2 separate regions of the Homo sapiens genome follow, and region 1 is linked to region 2. Evidence: chromatin loops called from intact Hi-C (ENCODE). Cell type or tissue: endothelial cell of umbilical vein. All regions are shown on one strand.

Region 1 (2,500 bases), 220 kb before region 2:
GGACTCAGTGATGTCCACCAGCAGGCTGGCCGGCAGGCAGATAGCAGTCACCAGAACGTCAGCCAGGGACAGGTTGACAATGAAGTAGTTGGTGACTGTCCTCATGTGGTGGTTCCGCCACACGGCCAGGCAGACTGCAGGGTGCAGCGAGGTGAAGCTGGTGGCAGAGCCACACCCATCCTAGTTCTGCCTAATCAGCGAGCCCTCCTCCCACACAACCCCCTTCAATCCCCAGGGAAAGCCGGCAGCACTGCCGGGCAAGCCCTGGACCTACCCAGCGTGTTGCCCACCAGGGCCACGACGAACACAGCCACATAGGCTGCGATGAGGACCCACTCATACTGTTTTGGGTACAGATAATCGCGCCACAGATAGCGGAGAAACTCATCTTCATAGTCTGGAGGCACAGGGGACGGCTCTCTGCTGCCAGGGGGGACCCCCATCTGGGCCCCTGGGGTGGCTGAGGGCTCCATGAGCTCAGGAGCCGCTGCAGCAGAGGGGCATCCTAGGCTCTACAGAGGGAGAGGAGGGAGCTTGGGCCAGCCCTCAGCCCACTCCCTTCAGGGTGCCTGGAGGCTTGCACCCAGGTCTTTTCGGGTCTCAGCCTCAAACTTCCTGAAGGGAGGAAGGAAAGGAGGGAGTGGGAAAAGAGAGAAGGAAGGAAACATTAGGGATTGTGCCAGGCGCTTTGCGTATAAGTTCCCTCTTAATTCTCACAGTCATGAAATTGGTGGAGGAAGACAGACCTGGGTTGCATCCCAATTCCACACCAGTTGCCTTGGGTAGCTTACCTGGCCTCTTTCAGCCTTGGTTTCCCCATCTGTCTAATGGGGTGACAGCCCTACATACCTTACAGGACCACGATGAGGAGTAATGAGCTCCGATGCGTGCCAAGTGCTTCACCAAGAACCTGGTACGAGAAGGTAGTTTCGGGGACGTTTCCGGTTACCATTATTAGGGTACCCTGCTTTGCAGATGAGACCGAAGCTCAGAGAGATTGAGTCTCTTGCTCAAGGTCACAAAGCTCTTAAGCCAGGTCTGTTCGAACCCACCAAACACCGTAGATTTGGGAGGAGAAGCCATCCCGATTGCAAATATTTCTTGAGCCAGTTCAGAGGCTTTAACTTTGGGTTGGGAAAACGGGCCAAGGGAGGTGTTAGAGACCCAAGCCCCACCCGCCATACCTGCCAGACCCTCCGGTGGGCACTCGCGGACACGCACACATACAACACACACACAGTGGGGGTGGTGCGCGGAGGGACTGACGACCCCTTGCGAGCAAGGGGAGCATCCAGGCCCCCTAAGAGGCCCCTTTGGGTCCCCAGGGCCGCGACGCTCCCCGACGGCCGCCAGGAGCCGCTGTTCCGGCGCGCGGGTCGCTCTCCATTCATAAATCCAGCCAGCCCAGCTCCCCGCCCCTCCCCTCCTCCCGCACTCAGCCCCTCCTTCCCCCGGCTGGGCTAGGACGACCCCGGCCAGGTGCCGGAGGGTTGCGGATCCCTGGAGACCCCTGGGGAAGGGGAGGGGACGCCTTCATACCCCACTGAACGCCGGCAGGCCCGCTCCGTCCGCGGGACCTTCCTGCACCTCGGGGGCTGGCGGGGCTCCGGGAAGGCGCGGGGGAGCGAGGGCACTCGGAGCCTGCCTAGAGGAGAGCAGCGCTGGCCGAGGAGCCAGTCTCCCAGCACCCAGGTTACCCCCCGAGACTCTTGGCTCCTCCCATCCCTCGCCGCGGGTCCTTTGGAACCCCCATCCCAGGCCTGGGGGTCCCCCACACCCCGCACCTGTTGGCTCCGGGACCCGGGCGTTCTCGGCTGCTGGTCCCCGGACCTGGCACCGGGGACTTCGCCTTCCTGCGAGGAAGGCCGAGCCTCTAGGGGCCGGGACTGCAGGAGGGGGCCGGGGCAGCCCCCTCCCTAGGCTGCGCTGCCTCGGCTCGCGGGGCTCAGCACGATCCGCGGCAACTGCGCGGGCTGTGGCTCGGCGCGGGCTCCGCCGGGCTGCGCGCTGCGGGGAGGGAGGGCCGGCGGGAGGGGCAGGGCGGGGTGGGAGCCCCCAGACGGTCTTGGCTCCCTGTCTTCCAGCCCCGAGACCCGCAGGGCGGAGGGAGACGCTCGTTCCTTCTAGCCTCCCACTTCAAGCTTCCATCCCACCTCCATTCATGCGTCCATCCGTTCATTCATTCCATCCTCATTCATTCAACATTTATGCCCCTGGCCACCCCGCATTCTGGGCGCACTTAGTGTGTGCCGGCGGGCCTGGCAGCTTCAGAGGGCCACAGTGCAGAGGTGGAGCCCAGCCCCGCCTCTCCTTGCTGCCTCACCTAACTGAGGAGGAGGATGGCACAGGTGGGTCACAGGGGTGAGACAGAGAGGATGCCTGCACCGCCTCCAGCCTAGCTCCGGATGCTGCTGTAACAGCTAGCTCCCAACGATGCCAGAGAAGCCTGTTCTCCCATCTCCCAGCCCCCCATCCTATCTGCCCCCAGTTTCTCTTTTTG
Region 2 (2,500 bases):
ATAAAAAATTAGCCATGGTGGAGCCGCATGTGGTCCCAGCTACATGGAGGCTGAGGCAGGAGGATTGCTTGAGGCCAGGAAGTGGAGGCTGCAGTGAGCCACGATCGCGGTATTGCACTTCAGCCTGGGATACAAAGCAAGACCCTGTCTCAAAAAGAAAAGTTCCCAAGGACTTGCTGTGTTACCTCTTTTAATCCTCTCAACAACCCTGTGAGATAAGAACTATGATCTCTGCTTTAAAATAAGGAAACCAAGGCACAAAGTGATTGTGTAACGAGGTGAGTTTGAGTAGCTGGTCCAAGACTGAAGCTCAGGTCTAACCCCAGCCCCCGCCACCCTTCCTCTCTACTCAGAAAAAGAAGGTAATCAGAGGGTGTGACAATGTTTGGTAAACGGCAAAGACTTGCGCTGATACGGGATGACAGAAGGCGGGGCGGGCGCGGTGGCTCACGCCTGTAATCCCAGCACTTTGGGAGGCCGAGATGGGCGGATCACCCAAGGTCAGGAGTTCAAGACCAGCCTGGCCAACATGGTGAAACCCCGTCTCTACTAAAAATACAAAAATTAGCTGGGTGTGGTGGCGGGCGCCTGTAATCCCAGGTACTCTTGGGAGGCTGAGGCAGGAGAATGGCTTGGACCCAGGAGGCAGAGATTGCAGTGAGCCGAGGTCGCGCCACTGCACTCCAGCCTGGGTGACAGAGCAAGACTCCGTTTCCAAAAAAAAAAAGAAGAAGAAGAAGAAGAAGGCGGGGTGGGGAGCGGCCCTGGACAGAGAGGGAATGAGGCATGTGTCGCTCAGCACCGGCCACTGTCCAGTGGAGGTGCAATGCCATGCCAGACAGAGCTGTGGTTCTGCACAGCCTGGCCCAGGAGGGCCTTCGCTGACCCCAGTTGACAGGAAAAGAAGTAGCAGCCCGGCCCCCGGAAGAGGGGGAGGGACGCGCTTAGACGCCGGGAGAGTGCACCTGACTGGTGTCAGGAGGTCCGCGTCAAGTGCCAGCTCTGTCTCTAGTTCTCAGGGTGACGTCTGGCTAGTTCCTCTCCTCTCGGGACACCTGTTTTCCCGCCGGGCTCAAGTGCGGATCAATCAGGGCTGGGAGGCTCCGGGAGCCCGCGCGCTCTCCTAGCTCGGCTCCGTAGTGCCCCCCGGTGGACAAACTGGTGCGTGCCAACCTCAGCTCCGAGAAGAACACCCGCAGGAATCGCCCCTTCCGTCTTCAACGCCTGGCCCTGGGTGCACGGAGGAGGCGCGCACATGCCTCATTTCCAGGGCCCAAGAGGAAGGTGAAGGTTCCGAGGAGATCTGGGCGGGCGAGGAGAATCCCCAGGCTCTGGCTCTGACGCTTGTTTGCTGTGTGAATTTGCACTCACCTTCCTCTCTCTGGGCCAGCTTCCCTATCCCTAAGAAAGGAGTTAATAGGATGAGTCCTGACCTGGGAGCCATAAGACTTGGTTTTCAATGTTAATGAGCTTAAGCAAGTCCCTGCCCTACCCTGGGCCTCAGTTTCCCCATCTTCACAAGTTGAAGGCACCAAATGGCCTCAGGACCCTTCTGGCTCTGACATTCAGTAGTCTAAATGGCAACAATGTGTTTAGGAGAATTAAGAGGAGGTGCAAGTGACCCCAAGAAGAGTTTCTTGAGGTCTGGGAGATGATTTTGACTGGGTCAAAAAGTATTAATATTTATAATTATAAATATTATATCATGGGGCCTCTTTTGTTGACAATGCCCTGTGGGATGCCTTTGGCTGGGGACAAGTCCATCAGTGTATAAGAGCCGCTCACACCAGCTAGCAAGAGCAAATTGCTAAAGTTTCAGGCATTTTGCAAGAGGGCTGTTTAACAGTCATTGCTAAAAATTAAATTGTATACTGGGCACAGCAGCTCACACCAGTAATCCCAGCACTTTGGGAGGCTGAGGTGAGAGGAGGATCACTTGAGGCCAGGAGTTCCAGATCAGCCTGGGCAAAATAGTGAGACTTCCATCTCTTAAAAAATCATAATATCAGGCTGGGCAACATAGTGAGACCCTGTCTCTACAAAAAATTTTAAACATTAACGGGGTGCGGTGGCGCATGCCTATATTCTCAGCTACTCAGGAGGCTGAGGTGGGAGGATTGCTTGAGCCCAGGAGGTCAAGGCTGCAGTGAGCTGTGATCATGCCACTGCACTCCAGCCTGGATGACAGAGTGAGACCCTGTCCCCAAAAAATATATATCATCATAATAAAAATTTTAAAATTAAATTGTATACATTTACAATTAAATAAATTATATTAAAACAAAGATATTAAAAATCATCACTTCCTAATTATTTTACTATATTTCACTATTATCTATTCTCTTGAGTTTACCTACATTTATTTTTTTTTCATTTTTATTTATTTATTTATTTTTGAGACAGAGTCTTGCTATTGCCTGAGTGGCACCATCTCAGCTCACTACATGGAGCTGACTGGCACCATCTCAGCTCACTACAACCTCTGCCTCCCAGGTTCAAG

The links. Hi-C counts contacts between places; a loop is a spot of excess contacts. Peaks named below come from ENCODE experiments on the same cell type or tissue, not always from the same donor. Only the 100,000 strongest peaks of a DNase experiment are listed, where the experiment ranks them.
Region 1: it touches region 2 in a loop (2.4-fold over the local background); 3 of 110 quality-filtered maps call a loop at or near these places.

Annotation. Positions count from the first base shown.
Region 1 is chr1:31,617,166-31,619,665 of GRCh38, reverse strand. HCRTR1 (hypocretin receptor 1) reads right to left here and starts at 1,977. Exons shown (of 9, transcript NM_001525.3): 1 at 1,785-1,977; 2 at 850-910; 3 at 275-615; 4 at 1-134. The coding sequence starts at 473. RefSeq lists an enhancer at 1,372-2,061. In endothelial cell of umbilical vein, CTCF peaks have their summits at 1,123 and 1,322 (motif pointing right); a DNase peak (open chromatin) is centred at 1,445; H3K4me3 peaks cover 874 bases; H3K27me3 peaks cover 149 bases.
Region 2 is chr1:31,393,457-31,395,956 of GRCh38, reverse strand. No RefSeq gene overlaps it. Among named protein-coding and RNA genes, the nearest start is that of SERINC2, 19 kb to the left of the region's middle. RefSeq lists a silencer at 961-1,255. In endothelial cell of umbilical vein, a CTCF peak has its summit at 1,149 (motif pointing left); a DNase peak (open chromatin) is centred at 1,146.